2 separate regions of the Homo sapiens genome follow, and region 1 is linked to region 2. Evidence: chromatin loops called from intact Hi-C (ENCODE). Cell type or tissue: heart left ventricle. All regions are shown on one strand. Links, peaks and the distances in the headings refer to the core of each region. The heading gives the core; the rest is flanking DNA. Region 1 holds the start of LOC401324 (a long non-coding RNA gene). Region 2 overlaps LOC401324 (a long non-coding RNA gene).

Region 1 (9,003 bases), core at 3,162-5,661, 57 kb after region 2:
CAGGGAAACAAATCTTCTTACTGCAATGTAATCTTTAGAGGATAGGTGTTAGCATAGCTTCACTTGAATAGAGGACTTAGGCTAAATAAAAATACTGAATTATATTTGCTCAAATTTTGAAAATCAGTTGGGAGAAGCTGGGGTAGGAGCAGTAAAATAAAATAGAGAATTAATGCCCAGTGGTTGAGTTCAAGTCTTTTTGTGTAGACAAGTTTGGGTTTTCTGGAGGCAGCTTCCCCTACTTTTTCTCCTCAACATACCCTGTCATGCCACCACCATTCATAACCACATTCATATCTCCATCCCATCTTATGCCTTGTAATTACTTTCCCAGGATTATTTGCATTTTAAAAGAAATCTCTGGAAAAAGCTAATGAACTACTGAAAAGGATTAAGTTCCAATGGTAGAGCTTGGAAGAGAGAGATGGGTGCATATCTCACGGGCAAGGGCAGTTTGTCAATGCTTTTTAAATTCCAGCGTACAGGAGGGTCTACATTCTCCCTGTTCTACCTATTTTTAAGGCCAAGCATGATCCAGTTTGCAAAATTTTTCTCCTTGGACTAAATGGAATCCCATTTGATACTTCAATGATCCAGCTCATGGATGTTGACTTCCAATGAGATAATGCATGTAGAGCAGAAAATGTGATTTTAAGCAGTTAGGACATATTCAATAAATGTTAGGTACTATTATTGTGGATGTTGTTGATTCAACTGAACATCAGTTCAGCAGCCCACATTTAGATGTAGATCATATTCTTGGTGGTTACCCAATTTTGATGGAGACAGGTATTCTGGTGTTAGGGCACAGAATTCATACTCCGTGGAACTCGTGGTCTAGAAGGGGAGAGGGCCAGTAAACACATAGGAGCTGGGCAGTGACAGGTGCTCTACTGGGGGATTATTCTACTGACAGGGTGGCCCAACGAGAGAATGGACAACTCAGCCTACAAGGAGTCCTGGGGGAATTTGTCATCAGAATAATAGAGCTGGTTTTCTGACATAATACAGAGTTACATTTAATTGTCAAATAAATTATACAATAATTTACCATAACTTATTTCCACTACTTTAGTAAAAATAAATTACATTTTAATTCTAAAAGTATAATGTTAGAATAAAAGAGAGTCTAGTAAATTGACTAGATTAAGCTTTTTGAAGAATTCATCATGTTTTTCTCACTTTTCCCCAGACAGAAAAACCTCCTTGGGAGGTGGCACAGGCTTTGAGCCACCACCTGGGAAGGCTAGTCAATGATGCGACAAGAGAGGCAAGGGCTGCAGTCTGAGTTCTAGGCTCCAGCCCTGGCTCTTCACCTGGTGTCTGTGTGGCTTTGGACAATAACACTGAATTCTCTCTTGGTCTCGGTGCATTTATCTTTCCCCACAGCTAACTCTTAAAGCTGTAGGGAGGTGTAGAAGAGATTATATAAGTGAAATTGTGTTGTTAACTGGTATTTTAATTGAACGGATGATTAAGAAGAGGTAGCATGTTGCTAAGTCTGAATAGGTAGCTCATATTTGGACAGCCCAAGGGGAGGCTGGAGTATAGTTCAGCCTGAGCTCCATGTACCTGGGGTCACATTTGACCAGTGGGCAGGTGCTCCAGGGCAAGGAGTAAGTGACAAATACAACTGGAAATTTTCATTGGCGGCAGAAAGTCAGGGGAAAGGCTTTGGATTTTATCCTAAAAATAATGGGAAACATTGAAATGATGGGAAGATTGAGGAGAGTAAAATGACAAAAAGAGAGTTTTAATGTCAGTATAATGTATTTTTAAATATGTAAAGGTACATTTGGATTTTTTATGATTATTACTTGGGACTGTGTTCACATAATCTCACAGTTGACTGAACACTCCCCTTTGACCTCTCCCTCCTTGGGGACCAACTCAGGTTTAATTGAAGCTTTTGTCTCTATCTCTGCCTTTGACAGCTGGGAGAGTAGCGGGGGTTTGGCTAATTAGTATTTAACTGTTCGCTAGTGTTCCCGTGGGTTTGTCAATCACAATCTAGTTTAAAATGGATTCAGACTTTTCGAAATCTTAAAAAAGGATGCTGTGTTAGAGCTGATTCCATTTTTTGAAAGGAATAAAGCAAGAATCAAATCCACCTTTATAAGCTTTTCAGTCACATCTCCCAACAAAATGATATTTTGAATTGGAAATATGCTGCAATCATCTTTAGATGCAGGGGCTGTGGAATGAGAGTTAAAAATGAGCTGAAAGGTCTCCATCCACGGAGACCTGAGATCTTAGATCTTCATTTAAAGTAACCCACCAGGGACATACTTCTCTTTGCTTCCCAGGTGGCTTTAGAGACATGAAGAGATAAACCTCAATATGCTAGAGTAAGCCCCTGAAGTTTACTATTAATAAAAGGTATCATTGAACATAACTGCCTACTTTTATTCATTCAGGCAGTTAGTCATTCAATGAATATTTACTTTTTTGGTGTCAAGCAGTGAACTAATGCTGAGAATAGAGATGGAAAGATCTTGCCTCTAAGGAAGCTGACGTTTTATTACCTACTAGGCACAATGTCCAATATTTGGGAGATAGGTACATGAAACCCAGTCCCCACCATTATTCATGTAATATCCATGTAACGAAAAAGCACATGTATCCCCTGAATCTAAAATTTTAACAAAGAAGAAGCTGGCCAGGCACGGTGGCTCACGCCTGTAATCCCAACACTTCGGAAGGCCCAGGTGGGGGGGGATCACCTGAGGTCAGGAGTTCGAGGCCAGCCTGGTCAATGGTGAAACCCCATCTCTACTAAAAATACAAAAATTAGCTGGGCGTGGTGGTGGGTGCCTGTAATCCCAGCTACTTGGGTGGCTGAGGCAGGAGAATCGCTTGAACCTGGGAGGCAGAGGTTGCAGCGAGCTGAGATCAAGCCACTGCACTCCAGCCTGGGTGACAGAGCAAGACTCCATCTCAAAAAAAACAAAAAAACAAAAAAAAAAAAAAAAAAAAAAAAGAAGAAGAAGCTGACATTTTAGAGAGGAGACAGGCATCTAAACAATTATCATACTGTGCAATATAATGTACGTGTCTTATGCAACGCAACATCTTAATAAGGTTCAGCATGCGGCAACAGGAGCACAGAAGAAAGATGTGTCCTGAGACAGCTGTTTAGCAAAGACTGCAAAGAGGAGGTAGCACTTCGACTGGGTCATGAAGGATGACTGGGAGTCTTCCAGATGAAAAGTAGAGGCAGAGAATTCTAGGCAGAGGGAAGAACATTTTCAAAAGCCTAAAACAAAATGGAAGACCACAGGTATTTTACATGTCATGTTCAGGAATTTAGATTTATATTATACTAGAGCAATATGTCAAATCATGCCACTTAACTGGCTGTGTGATGTTAGGTCAATTACCTGAGCTTTCTGAAACAGGATTCTCATCTGGAATAGAGGCAATGAAACATTAAAGTGCTAGCATACCGTCTGACATAGAGAAGGTGCTTGAGTCCTACTGCATATAAAAGTAGCTTAAACAAAATAGGCATTTATAGCTCTTCCACATACAACAGTACAGAAGCAGGGAGCCCAGAGCCAATATGGCAGCATTGAAGACCTCAGGGACCCTGTCTCCATTATTCTAGACTATGGATGCTCTCTTCAGGATATCCTCATATCCAAAGTGGTCATTAGAGCTCTCTAGAAGCAAGAAGAAAGGGCACAGGAGAGAACTTATCAACTAGAGCAACTATAAGCTCTTAGCAGCCTTTCTGGAACCTCCCTCCCACCACCACCACGCCTTAACCCTTCCATCTCATCATACCAGCTTTGCATGGGCATACTTTGCTTCAGGAAGCCTGGGGTATAGAGTCTTTTAGGGGGTACATTTCCATACCAAAACAAACCAGGGCTTTGCAATTAAGAAAAAAGGAGAACATGAACATTGGGGGACAACTTAAAGTCACTGCCATAGTGCTCAACAAATGTTGGTTTATTTAATCCCTTGGCAAGTCAGCACAGTTTAAAAGTGAAAGATGAGTTTTGAAGTCAAATCCACCTGGGTTCATACCCCAGATCTGGCACTCATTCACTATATAAACTTAGGCAAGTTACTTTTAGCTCTCTGAGCTTCAGGTTTATCAACTATAAAATGAAGGCAAGAATGCTGATCTCCCAAGTCATAGAACACCTGGCACATGGATGGTATGCAGTAGAGAAGGGTTCTCTCTAGGCTTCCACCCCTCTCTCCCAACCCAGCAGAAGACTAGGGCATCAGGCCCAAGTCCAGCTCATCCATCAGCTGTGCTTCATTGTCTGTGGGAGGGAGACACCAGAGTCAGCATCTTATGAGTGAACCAAACCAAAGTCAGATGGAGAGTTCCAGTTAGGCATCTGAAGGAGGCAGGCAGAGAAGGATCAAGGTGTAAGTCACGAGGATGCAAACCAGAGAAACAAGATCATAGCAAGAGGGTATGGGAGACACAATCTAGAGACATTCCCACAACTAGAGGAGCAGGATGTGATGTCCCATTGGGGGAGGGAACTCTAATTTGGAAATACTAATGGGGAATTATTAAGTACTAGATTATGTTAAGTAAAGCTTGGACCCTGTGAGAAATGGACATGGTCTTAAATAAAATTCTTAGGCTTGTGGTCTGTCTGGGAGAGGGCTGAAGGACCCAAGCACAAATGCATCTAATAGTGGTATCTAGGGTCTAGTGACCTTTGAAGAAGTCTGCAAAAAGCATGGAAAATGAGCAATTTACTTCATGAACATCTTAGTCCCTCGTATTTCACTGTGAGAAACAGAAACCCATACATACTAAGTAATTCAAATAAAAGGGAAGTTTATGGAGTAGATACAACTGGCAAGCTCATGGACATGCAAGACCAGAACAGACATGGATGGGTCTCTGGGAACACAAGGGGCCTGGACATTGTCAGGCGGGATGAAGGCTGGCTCTTACTCATTCTGCTTCTCTCTACCCACCTGCTTCCTCTGCTGTTTCTCTTGGCACATTGGCCTTTTCTCATTACTCATGGCTTGTGAGCTATTTCTTAACCCTGACTCTATGCACCATTCCATTGCCATGGTGATGACTGAAGTTCTGACTCCACAAGTCTCTTAAGTTTAAATGTTCACACCTTACAATATAATTTCCAAGCCTTTAGCTAAATCCTAGAGGTTGAAATTCTTCTTAACTTGGCCAGGCATCGTGGCTCATACCTGTAGTCCTAGCACTTTGGGAGGCTGAGGCGGGCGGATCACCTGAGGTCAGGAGTTCGAGACCAGCCTGACCAACATGAGAAACCCCATCTCTACTAAAAATACAAAATTAGCCAGGTGTGGTGGCACATGCCTGTAATCCCAGCTACTCAGGAGGCTGAGGAAGGAGAATCGCTTGAACCCGGGAGGTGGAGGTTGCAGTGAGCCGAGATCACGCCTTTGCACTCCAGCCTGGGCAACAAGAGCAAAACTCCGTCTCAAACAAACAAAGAAAAAAAAATTGACTGAGGCTGGGTGCAGTGGCTCATGCCTGTAACCCCAGCACTTTGGGAGGCCTTGTCCCTAAAAAAAAAAAAAGAAAGAAAGAAGATCTTCTTAACTCGGATTAAAGATTGGCTCCCCTGAGTCAGCTTTCCATTCCTCATCTAATCACCTGGGGCTAGAGAATAGAGCAGGGTCTCATAGTTCTGTGGAGAGCCACATTCCTTTTCGTCCTAAAGTCCTTATATATATAAAGAGTAAGATCCTATTCCTATTCCTTTTTCTCCCAAAGTCCTTATATGTAGAAAGAGTAAGATCCTATTCCTTTTTCTCCTAAAGTCCCTATGTGTATAAAGAGTAAGATCAAGACTTAAAGTTACAGTTGCATAGCTAAGATGTGCCCAATAGCAGCACCACACCCAACCACAATCACAAGGACTATTACCATCACCACCACCCACAGAGTCACCACTGTGATTCCCTCCATCACTACAACACCCACAGCACAATCACTATTATAGCAACCAGTACTACCATCACCACCACCTCCATCATCATTACCACCATTATCAATATCACCACTTATAATCACCACAACCACTCTCACTACTACCCTGCCCACCACCATCCCCACCACAATCATCTGTCACTATTATCATCACCAGCGCCATTACCACCACTAATACCACTTCCTCCATTTCTGAAATCATCCACACCTCTAACATCGCCACCACTACCCCTACCAACACCATCCCCTACCAACACAATTACCACCACCACCTCGATCATCATCACTACCGCCATCCAACTATCTCTGCTACCATCACCATTATCACTACTACCAAGGTCATCTCCGTCACCACCGTCATCACCATCACCACCTTCCTCATAACTATCACAAGCCCCCTTTATAATTACCATCATTGTCACCACCACCACCATTAATCTCAATTACCTCCATTAGTACAATCACCACCACAATCACCTCCACTATTTCACCTCACATTCCTCATAATTATCACCACTCTCACCATTACTACCACCACTACCACCACCTTGAACATTCACATCACTACTGTTAACACCACCTTTGCCATCACTACTGCCATATCTACCACCACCTCCATTATCACTACCTCCATCATCACTACTATCTCCACCATCATCACTACCACCAGGCGTCTCTGCTACCACTACCTATGAAATGTAGGCTGGAAAACAAGATTTCTACTATGGGTAAACTAATCTTGAAGAGAGAGGAGGTGGAAGTCAGATGGGTGCCTGTGAATTTTCTAAGTACATCAATGTCAATAATTCTTTATAGTTATCTAGTCCTGAAAACTTAGCATCATCTTGTCCTCCATATCCAATCAGTCACTGAGTACCATACATAGTCATTTCTGATTTGCCTACATCGCTTCCTACTTTTCTATTTCTGCTGCCACCATCCCTCATTTCACAAATGGATGATCACAATTTTTTCCTAGCTGGCTCTCTGCCTCCAGTCTACCTACTCTCAAAGCATTTTTCATGTCCTGCCAAATTAATCTTTCTAAAATCTTGATTTCATTGCTTTTTTGCTTTGCTCAAAATCTATTGGCCAAATTTTCCCATCTAGAACGAAAAGCTCTAGATCCAGATTCCTTTGCCAGCCCTATTTCCTGTGACTCTCCTCCTGGAACTTTGGGCTCCTACTAGGTTGGTGTCCTCATTAGTCTTTCAAACCTAGCATGGTCAAACCTATCTCCACACCACGGCTCAAACATGTCCTCTATTTGGTCTGTCTTCTACAATCCTCTGTTTCTATACACATTCTACTTATTTCTCAAAGCTTGACTTAAAATGGGGAGATATATGTTAAAGAATCCAAAGTAGCAGATTTGTAGGATGAACAATTCTAGAGATCTAATATACAGCATGAAGATTATGGTTAATAAAATTGTATGTATTTGGGAATTTTGTTAAATAAGTAGATTTTAGCTGCTCTTGTCACAGATGTACACACATACGAGTAACTATGTGAGATGATAAATACATTAATTTGCTTCACTGTAAGTGAACATTTTACTATCTAAATGTATTCCATACCGTCACATTGTAAACCTCAAATATAAACAATAAAATGTGTTTAAAAACAACCAAACAAACAAATCTGGGCTTAAATCATATATGTATGAAATTTAAGGGATTCCTCTTAAGCATATTAGGGGACTCAGCTTTAAGATTACAGACAAAGTCCCCACGTTAGACTCTGTATCTCTTGAGTCCTAAGATGATTAAAAATCAATAAAGACATAAGCATGTAGCAGCCAAGAGAATGGGAGGATACTCACCAACATACAAGAAGTTTTAATGAATTTTCAGAAGACAGGAAGTAAATGGAGAAGCATTAGTGGCTTGCAGCAGAACAGAAGAAAGAGCAGCCTTGAAAAAGCTGCAGGAATTTGAAAGCAGCAGAACCATGTAACCCCTGGACACAGAGTCAATGCACTCAAGAATGGAAACAAGGAGCAGGGCCAAAAACCAGGGAGAGTGAGAGGACTGTCAACGAAATAGTAAACACCTCCACTCTTGCACAAAGCTCAGGCCAACAGGCATTTATTCCCAGCCAAAACACAAGGGCATTTTTCTAAAAAAAAAAAAAAAAAAAAAGAAAAAAAAGAAAAAAAGAAAAAAAAAAGAGAATAACCACAGGATACTGCTGTGGTTTGAATGTGGCCCTCGAAGTTCATGTGTTGAAAGCTTAATCCCCAATGCATCGATATTAAGAGGTGATTCGGTTATGAGGTCTTCACCCTCATGAATGGAGTTAAACGGTTACTGCGGGAGTGGTTAGTTATCATGGAAGTGGACTCCCAATAAAAGGATGAGTTCAGCCCTATTTCGTCTTCTGTCTCCTCTGGATGCCTCCTTGCCATGAGATTCCTCCAGCCCCATTAAGATGCAACGAGAAGAACTTCATCAGACGTGGCCCCTCCATCTTGAACTTCTCTGCCTCCAGATTCAAGAGCCAAATAAACTTCTGTGGCATTCTGTTACAGCAGCAAAAACATTCTAAGACAATACCTAAGGTGAATTAAGGCAGCTCCCATAGATGTTAGCACCTAGAAGTAATGCAGTCCTCATTCTGGCTTTAGGGAGGCCATCAACATGGTGATTAGCTCCTCATCTGCTCACCTTAAAAAGATGCCTGCCAGTTCAACAGGCCAAACCCAGAGAGTTCTTCATTAGCCTTCCCATTTCCCATTCTTAAATACCTATAAACACTCAAAGGCATCCCGACAGTTCAGGAAAAATAGCAGTTTGAAAGAGGAAGCCCAAGAGAAACTGAATAGGAGCATCATTCAAGTTCAGTGATTTGTTTTTTTTTTGTTTGTTTGTTTGTTTTTTTTTGAGACGGAGTCTCGCTCTGTCGCCCAGGCTGGAGTGCAGTGGCGGGATCTCGGCTCACTGCAAGCTCCGCCTCCCGGGTTCACGCCATTCTCCTGCCTCAGCCTCCCAAGTAGCTGGGACTACAGGCGCCCGCCACTACGCCCGGCTAATTTTTTGTAT
Region 2 (9,003 bases), core at 3,340-5,839:
TCAGTATACATCCCCAGTTCCTAGCATGACTTCTAATACACTCTTACTGAACATTCATTGAATAAATAAATGAATTAATGACACACATCTTTAGGTATGGGAAGGGGCTGAGGCTGAGAGTAGAGAAAAAGCTATAAAGAGAGAAAGAATCCCCCATCTCACATAATAAAGATGTTATAAGATGCAAGAAAACTATTAAGTGATCTTCAAAACCACAGAAAAAGACAGGTTAAAGAACATAGAGTAATTCTCTACATCCCATTTGTGAAATACAGCTGGAAATTGTGGGAAGAATATTTATGACCTTCAAGTCCAAAGAGGGACATAAAATAGTTGTCTGGTGCGATGATTTCCACCTTTCTGGGGTTGCAGCACACTCTCATCATTTTCTGACAGACCCTGCATCCAAATAAACCCTATAGCTTAGCATGTGTGAGTGTGTTTATTATTATGAATCAAAGTGAATTTTGTATATATTGAACTCTGTCTCAGTATATCCCAACGTTTTGTGCTATTGAAATATTTGGAAACACCTTGGAGCATCTAGAAAATCAGACTTTGGGAGACTGTCCTAGAATTTTAATCAGATGAGCCTGTTTGATTAAGGTCCAAAGGGACTGTGTTTGGCTTTGCTGTCTTTTATTCCATAAGCAGAGCTGCTCTCTCTGCTGTGAGGGTCTATGGTATGCTCAGTTGCTGTTGGAACCTGGGTCCAAACACATTTGCTTCTTGCTTTCTCTGCTCCCAAACCTAGTCCTTTCTCCTGAAAGACAAATTCAATAAGCAAAACAAAAAGAGGCCATAAAACTGATAAAGATGGCAAAAGCCCAAGGAGATTCCCACCGCTCAGGGTGAGCTCTGGGCAGATCGCCCCTGCCTTACCAGCTGGGGACTGAGCTGTGAAATGCAGCACACACTCCATCTGAGCCTTCTGCAGAGGGAGATAGCACTGTGCCCCCCCCACCCCCACAGTGGGCCAAGGATGGAATGGCTTTTCCTGACTGGGAGTGTCCTCATCACAGACTTTTGCTCAGGCATCATTCTTCCTGGCTCCATGGCAAAGTGCAAAGTCCACAGATGCTCATCCTAAAGAGAAAGTCCCTTGTTTGCACTTCCCTGGGGTCCCCGCCACTTCTGAGAGGAAAGCCACTATTGTGCATCGAGTCTCTGGTTTGGTTTAACAACTAGTCCCCAAGCACACCTGTGGGTAGTTATGATTATCTCCATTTTATGCAGGAGGGAGTTAAGGTAAAGAAATGGTATGGACTTACCCAGGGGTATTAGCCAATAAGTCGCTGAGCTGGGATTTATTGTTATTTTTTGGTCATTTGTTCAGCAACTCTTTATTGGGCCGTCATTCTGTACCAGGCCAGGGAACTTTGGCATTGCTATGTAATCTCTCTGGAGGAGCAGCCATCACTACCTGCCCCCATGTGTTGATATAATAGCAGTAGCTGGGACCCTCCAGCCTGTGAACTTTAATGTTAGCCTGTAGAATCCCCTGAAACTTCTTCTGGGGGAGGGAGAGAGGGGAAAGACTGGCATTCTCAGAGGTCTTTGCAGCATCCTAAGCTAGGACTCTGAAGAAAATACCATTCAGCCATAGGGCCCCTCTGTGAGCTGGCCTTCTGCAGACCCAGTAGAGACCTGGCACTGGCACATCTCACAGTTTGTATCGTGGCAACTTGGTATCTAGGCCAGGCATCAGTTGGATGATAGCTAAGCCAAGTAAAGTCTGTCATCTCCCATGGAACCTTGATTGGAGATTCTGCCCCAGATTGTTCCTGAAGTTATGCATGTATGTACATGTGTATGCATATGGCGGCATGGATCAGTTCGTGTGTACACGTGTGTGTATACCTCTGTGTGCTTGGTACTTTCATGTGTGTGTTGTGTGTGCCTACCGTGCCTACTGTGCCTTAGGAGTTCCCTAACATGGCAACTGAGCATCAGATTTGGAAGGCCATTTGGAAAGCAATAAACGTTTCTGGGGCTCTACCACCCATTGACTCTCAAGCCATTTGGAAATAATAATCATAATAATAGTTAACCGAATAATAGCTAAGCTAATTGACCACTTAATCTTTTAAGTACTACTCTAAGCAACTTCACAAGTGTTAATCCTTAATTCTCAGGACAACCCTATGAGGCTTGAACTATTGTTACTACCCTCTCTTTAAAAATGAGGAAACTGAGTCCAGCAGATCCCATGCTCAAGGGCCCGCTGTGTGTAAGCTGCAGAGATGCATTGGAATTCAAGCCATCTGGACTCGGAACTTGCCCTCCTCATCAAGACTGCAGCCCCAAGCTTTACTGAGTTACCAAAGCCGTCTTCCTTTATTTGTTATGGCTCCAAGATGTGAGTTGAATGTTTGAGCTCAGAGATATTTTCCAGGTAAAGGAAAGGTGCCTGAGTAACCGTGGAAGACAATGCATGACAGTGGGTCCAGCCAGAGCCTCCAAGGCCACTGCTGCCTGCTTTGCTGCTGTCACCGGAGGAAGCAGGCAGCATTGGCTTCAGTGGCGGAGTTGAAGCATCTACAGGAGGTAGAAACCACAGAGGTGAGATGAAAACTGATCAAGAATGGCGGCATGGGAAACCTGGAGAACCGAAGACTCTGTGGAGGCCTGGGCACCCGCTGGTGCAAACCAAGTCAGGTTTCAGGCAGGCTGGGAGGCAGCACCGCGGTCTCTGCAGAGCCAGGACCTCTGGAGCCTCCGTCTTCCCTCATGGCCACACCTTCCTCTTGTAGTGGACAGTTGCTTCTGGAAGCTTCCTTTGGTCAGTTTGCAAGGAAAATCAGGACCCAAGAGAGGACCTCGGCTGCTGAGGGAATTGAAAAGGGGAAACTGCATAAACATTTTTGTACTTTAGTTTTAGAGAAAATCATACTGAGACTGAAAAAAAATTCTGGAATTTTTATTTCAATAAACAGGAACAGTTTTTCCATGAGCTCTGCTCAGTTCCCCTCACACTAGTAAAATGTAAATCTCTAAAAAGCACACACACATAGCCCCTAGCCTAACTAAATATACAAAAGGGCTTTTTGCTCAGAATGAACAGTGACTCCTTCTTCTGTCCCTCTCTGAGCCAGGTGGCTGGGGTGTCTTTTCCAGGCCCCTCCACCAGGCACTCTGGTACAGGCCACAGCCTGTGCAACTGTCCACAGCAGCCCCTCCTGATGCTCACTCTCTCAGACAGTCTGCAAGTGGAAAACACACATCCTGTCCATGTGGATTTATTCATGTTTCCCGTATCAGTAAGGAGATGGAGCTATAACACATTAAATATTTACAATTACCAGAGAAAAGGCAGTACACAGCACTGAACTGAGATAAGAATACAGTTTCAAAATATTTACAATGAACACGTCTTGCTTTTTCTGGTTCTTCTCTTTGGTCTGGCACTTTAGGTCTCTGATCTCTTTATTGTATTTTCTTTCCAGGTTCCCTGTAATTTTGAAAATGTTTGACAGAGCCTCCTAAGTCTGAGGAGGATTGCTGTGTAAGTGAGAGACATTTGGGGAGTCTGGTTCCTGTGTCTCCAAGCAAGAGGGCCTTTTTTGGAGCCCCCTTTATGCTGATGTGTGTGTCTCCTGCTTATGCCCGAATCAAGTTTGTGGCTGGTTCTATCTATGGCTCTACCAAAGACAGCACCAGCGAGAGGAAAGTGGCAGGCCCCTGAGCTTGTGCTAACCAAAATAACTTATTTACACTGGTCTCTTGAACATCTCAAGGTCTTTTAGACAGCCGCAGTTAACATGGAGCCAGGAATGCATTGGTTTATGTTTCCTTTAATTAATTCGACTTTAAAGTGTTCCACATTATTACATTCAAAAGTAGCTCCTTCGTTGTGTTTGATTTTAATCTCCATTCTTTGAAAGATCTCACTCTTTCCTTTTAGGCCTTGAAACAGCCAGTGACCAAAACCAACAGAGATTTGACCTGAATGTGTTACATTAGCAACACCAGGGAGAGAAAGACAGGAAAGGTATTAAAAATTTGGCTCCTTGTTTAATTATAAAGAATGCAAAAGAAGCATCAACTGTGAAATATTTGGCTATTCAGAGAGATTAAAGACCTCCAGCTTTTGGAATAGGGTGCCAGAGAATTATCAGGATCACAGGCGTTTTATTTGATGGGTGCCATATTTGACCTTGAAGCGTTGAGGCTGGCACTCCTTTGTGTCCTGGGGATCTCCTGATGTCCTTGCTCCCCGGCGGTATCTGCCCTGGGGCCTCTGGAGGCCTCACCGTGGAGTATGAGGTTGCGCACGTTGCTGGTGTATATTTATATCGAGGTGGCTGTGTTGCCAAGGAGCTCTGAGAGAAAGCAGAGCGGAGATAACTTCTAATCCACCTTTCTGTGATAATGTGGCGCAAAGTGAAGAGACCCAGGGCTCCATCCTCTGGTCTGGCATCGCCCTGGGAGGGGTGGGCCCTCGGGGTGTTTTTAGCAGCCCCAGTGCACTGGCGTGAGCTTCTGCATTGGAAACAATGCATTTCTGAACTCTGTGCAGCAAATAGAGAAGACTGGGATTGAAGAGGAGAATGAAAGCAAACCGTAATTCGTAGGTAACAAGAAATGTATTTCAGTGTCCATTCCCAAGATTTGGACAGTGGGAGATTAGAATCTGGGAGCATTGGAACTGGCAAGGAGCCAAGAGGGAATTGGGAGTAGAAGGAGAAAGTCACTTGCCCAAGATCACAGCGGGAGCTGGCAACAGGGGGGCTGTGGAGGCCAGCTGTATTAGTCTGTTTTCATGCTGCTGATAAAGACATACCGAGACTGGGTAATTTATAAAGGAGAGGGGTTTAATGGACTCACAGTTCCACGTGGTTGGGGAGGACTCACAATCATGGCTGAAGGCGAAAGGCACTTCTTACATGGCAGCAGGCAAAGAGAGAGCGAGAACCAAGTGAAAGGGGTTTCCCCTTATAAAACCATCAGATATCATGAGACTTATTCACTACCATGAGACAAATATGGGGGAAATCACCCCCATGATTGAAATATCTCCCACAGGGTCTTTCCCACAACATGTGGGAATCATGGGAGCTACAATTCAAGATGAGATTTGGGTGGAGACACAGCCAAACGGCATCACCAGCCTGGGGCTCTTTGTACCACATTCCGCATATTTAGGGGGCTCCTAAACAGGAGTGAGTTTCTTTTCCTGACACTTTGAAGCTGACCCACAAGGAGCCACTCCCTGAGGATCCTTTCTTGATGGGTCATGAGTTCCACCATTTTAGGATGGGTAGAAGGGTCTGGAGATCTGCATAGGAGTGAAGACAGAGGAGAAGGAAGAGGGGTTCAGTCCATCTTATGCACATAGGTTATGTACTAAGATGAAATGTGGTGGAGCCCATACAGCCATGTATCTGGTGTCAGATAGACTTGGCCTTGCATCCTAGGCTCGCCCATGCCTGAACTTGGGTGACTCATTTAAGTTTGCAGTACCTCTGCTTCCTCATCTTTAAGATGAGAATCAGGATACTGTTGTGATTTGAATGTTGTATGCCCCTGAAATTCATAGGGTGATATATAATCACCAATGTGATGATATTAGGAGGTGGGGCCTTTGGGAAGTGATTAGGTCATGAGGGTGGAGCCCTCATAAATGGGACTAGTGGCTTTATAAAAAGAGGCCCCAGAGAGCTGCCTTGTCTCTTCTGCCAAGTGAAGGCACAGCAAGAAGATGCCTTATTTGAACCAGAAGTGGGTCTTCACCAGACACCAAATCTGCTAGTGCCTTGATCTTGAACTTCCCAGCCTCCAGAACTATGAAAAATAAATGTCTGCTGTTTATAAGCTGCCAGTTTCTGGTATTTTTGTTATAGCACAGTTCTATACTACAGTAAAGCTAAGACAGTCACCTTCTTCACAGACTTGTGTAAACTCATATAAGAAAGTAGACATGAAAATCCATCGTGATAAAAAAATGTGCTTTATAACTGATTCCTGAGGAATTGGTCTTCCATTAATAAGCATCATGTAGTGATCACTGGTCATTTTGTATCCTTGCCATTCTTATCTTTTTCGACTTCCTCCAGATCATTTCTCCACTTCAGAAGTTGCCTGAGGTGTGAACAGGGGACATGGGCTGGGGTTGATTAAGGCAGAATCAACTGGTGAGACTGGCTGATCATGTGTGTTTTCCCACCATAGATGCTGCCTCTTGCGTTCATACAAAGTGCTGTGAGACAGTATCTTCCAGGGACAGACCTTCCTTATTGGGACCTAAACAGATGCCCTTCGAGGTGGAGTGGAGAAGAGCCAAGGAAGCCCCAGGCCTTTGGCTTGAATTTCTGGTGTCTTCATTTCTTCGTGGCACAAAAATCCCCTGGAACAGAATATCTTTTCACAAGGAATTTTAATCAAAGTCGGTGGAATAAGAAAAAAGAACACAGGAATTATTCACTACATAAAAGCAGCCACACCAGCAAATCAGCCCTGACTGGCACTGTCTCTTTCTACAGCACTGGGCCTGTAGGGACCTGTGGGGATAGGATTGATAACTCAGTTTAGTGCAGGCCCAGCAATTAGACAGGATCCTTCACAGGCCATGAAGTGGTTTTGTGTTTTGTATGGAGAATATACTCTGAGAGTTCCAGCTATGACATGACCCTATACTTAATCTGGCTGATGGCCAAGGTCAGACTGTGGTGTGAGCAGAATAACCCTCTTGATCTATGGAAATCAGCAGTATCTTCCCATGAGCAGGCAGACTAGGGGGTCTATCACTAGGGCCTCCTGAGTGACCAAGGGCCTCCTGGACTACCAAGGGCCCTGATGAGCTGTCCTGGAGACTGTTGGGCAATGGCGGTCTAAACTTGGCCATCAAGAGTGAAAGAAGAGAAACTGTTGTCCTCTGAACAATAAACAACAAGATGCTGACTCTGAGCTTTTGCCTTTAGGGAGAATGCCTTCGCACTTCTAGCCACTTGTCTAAAAGTCCCACGCTCAAGCCTCAATCAAGTTTTTCCTCCTCCATGGACCCAATTCAGCCAATAAATATTTAATGGGTGCATATTAGTTGCCCAGAAGGGTTTTAACTCAAGCTGACCTGCTCCGAGGCTGAGTAAAAGCCTTGGTTTGGGTGGATTCCCATGTAACAGGGAAATACTGGAAGAGCAGCAATGTCATGATCCCTGGTTATTGGTCCATTAGGAACAAGGCTTCAGGCAGTGTCTGGGGGGGCGGGGGGACAAGAGACAAAGTATGTGTGTCCCATCTCTTGCTATTCAGAGAAGAACTTGGATATCTAGGCAACTCGAGATGCCAGGACCACAGCCTGGCTCTAGTGCAGGATTTTCACACCAATGGAGGATGCAAGTGTGGGACCAGAAGCTGGGCAGGAGGTTTGCTGTGCAAATGGACCATCTCTGACGAGCTCTAAGAAGGCGCAGTGAACAAATCAGTACTCAGAGGACAAGATTCAGGCCTAGGGTCCAGGACCATCGTAGTCCCCACCAGGAATGACCCTGGACCAAAGTACAGCTGGGCTTACAAGTGGAAGCACTGAGGTCTTTAGCCACAAAGGAAATGTCTGGGTCTCTTCTCTTGGCCTTCCTAGATACCACCCTAGTCCAAGTTACAGCTCAAGGCCACCTCCTAAAAACGAAGTTTTCTTGGTGTCTCCCAATCACAGAGACCTCTTCCTCTCTTGATTCCCTAAAGAGATGTCCATCTATCTCACTCACATTGACCCAGAAGAATATCCTACTCAATTTCCTCTATCTCTGCATCTGACCTGAAGCTACTCAGGGAGGAGTCAGTATTTACTCCCAGTTATGGTGCCAAACACAGGCAGGTGCTAACTAGAACACCCATGAAAAATGTCGGCACATCACACCTCACCCCAAAGTTACTCCACATCAAGTGAAATACTTTCCAGCTCCTCACCACCACCTGCAACACAGTGCATGCATTGGAGGTCCTGGCTTGTCCAGACTCCAGCTCATGGGAGCTACCCTGGTGGGAGATTCACAGGCCTGCTTGGCCAAGAGATGTGCTGGACTGAGCTATTCCAGGCTAAAGAGCAGTGGAAATCTTGCTCTTTTATTAGAAAAATTCTTGCGAGTTGGCCTATTTTAAGAAATATGGTTTGCTTAATGACTTTTCAAAAGCCAGTTAAAAGGGATGGAAAATAATTCAGAAGCATTAAAAAAAAAAGACAGAGATTCTACTGGCAATATTGCTTATGATTGGCACTTGCCTTTCTTGCAGATTCGTTCTTGACTTTGCATCCTGTCCTCAGAGTGATATTCTGCCAACCAGACATTGTCACCTGCTAGGCGACTCACTCAGGGCTCCTTGGCTCTGTCTGGAAAATCTCTCCTTCTTTTGCCCATCCTTGCTTCCCATCCCCCTCTCCCAGCTCAGAGCCTTTGTTGATGTTGACAGCTCATCCCTGGGCCATCATTCATCCTGCCCATGGCAAACTTTGGAGAAAATAAAAAACCCTGCTCCCCTAATCTCATTAGAAGGGCTGCAAATTGAATTTAGCCCCTCTCAGTGTCCCCTCAGCTGGCTGTCATTAGGAGCAGAGGCTGGGCCTTGGCTGATACCCAAAGACCAGCTAACTGAATTTGAGATGCTGTGGTCTTGACAGGCCAAGAGAGGTAATTGAAGAGCCGTGGGGCTCCTGGTAACATTTCAGGCTGGGATTACACTGGGGATCTAAAACCCCCATCTGCATTGGTGTCGGGGGCACTAAAAAGTCACCCATTGGGCTTCCAGGGTCGGATTATTGATAAAGAGATCATTCCCAGTGGAAGGTAGGGTGGTGGTGGTGGGGGAGACTGCATTGGTTACAATGCAAAATGGGTGTCAGAGGTGGAGGGAAAGGGACAGTGTATCCAGTGAGAGTCAGCAAATTACTCAAAGTTAGAAACAATTTGCAGGAAGTGTTGTCTAATGAAAAGAAAAAGCAGTCTGGGGAGAGTAGGTGATGAACCTATAAAATACAAGGAAAAGAAATACTCGGTTTTAATCTGT

What was found. Hi-C counts contacts between places; a loop is a spot of excess contacts. Peaks named below come from ENCODE experiments on the same cell type or tissue, not always from the same donor. Only the 100,000 strongest peaks of a DNase experiment are listed, where the experiment ranks them.
Region 1: a loop joins it to region 2, with 2.2 times the contacts of the local background. A loop is called at or near these places in 2 of 110 quality-filtered maps.

What each region holds. Positions count from the first base shown.
Region 1 is chr7:35,312,722-35,321,724 of GRCh38, reverse strand. LOC401324 (a long non-coding RNA gene) reads right to left here and starts at 7,870. Exons shown (of 3, transcript NR_038864.1): 1 at 7,785-7,870. In heart left ventricle, for the core only: no CTCF peak of the experiment used is centred there; no DNase peak of the experiment used is centred there.
Region 2 is chr7:35,370,378-35,379,380 of GRCh38, reverse strand. LOC401324 (a long non-coding RNA gene) reads right to left here. Exons shown (of 3, transcript NR_038864.1): 3 at 2,905-6,346. Among named protein-coding and RNA genes, the nearest start is that of TBX20, 120 kb to the right of the region's middle. RefSeq lists an enhancer at 2,642-6,266. In heart left ventricle, for the core only: no CTCF peak of the experiment used is centred there; a DNase peak (open chromatin) is centred at 4,320; H3K27ac peaks cover 1,809 bases.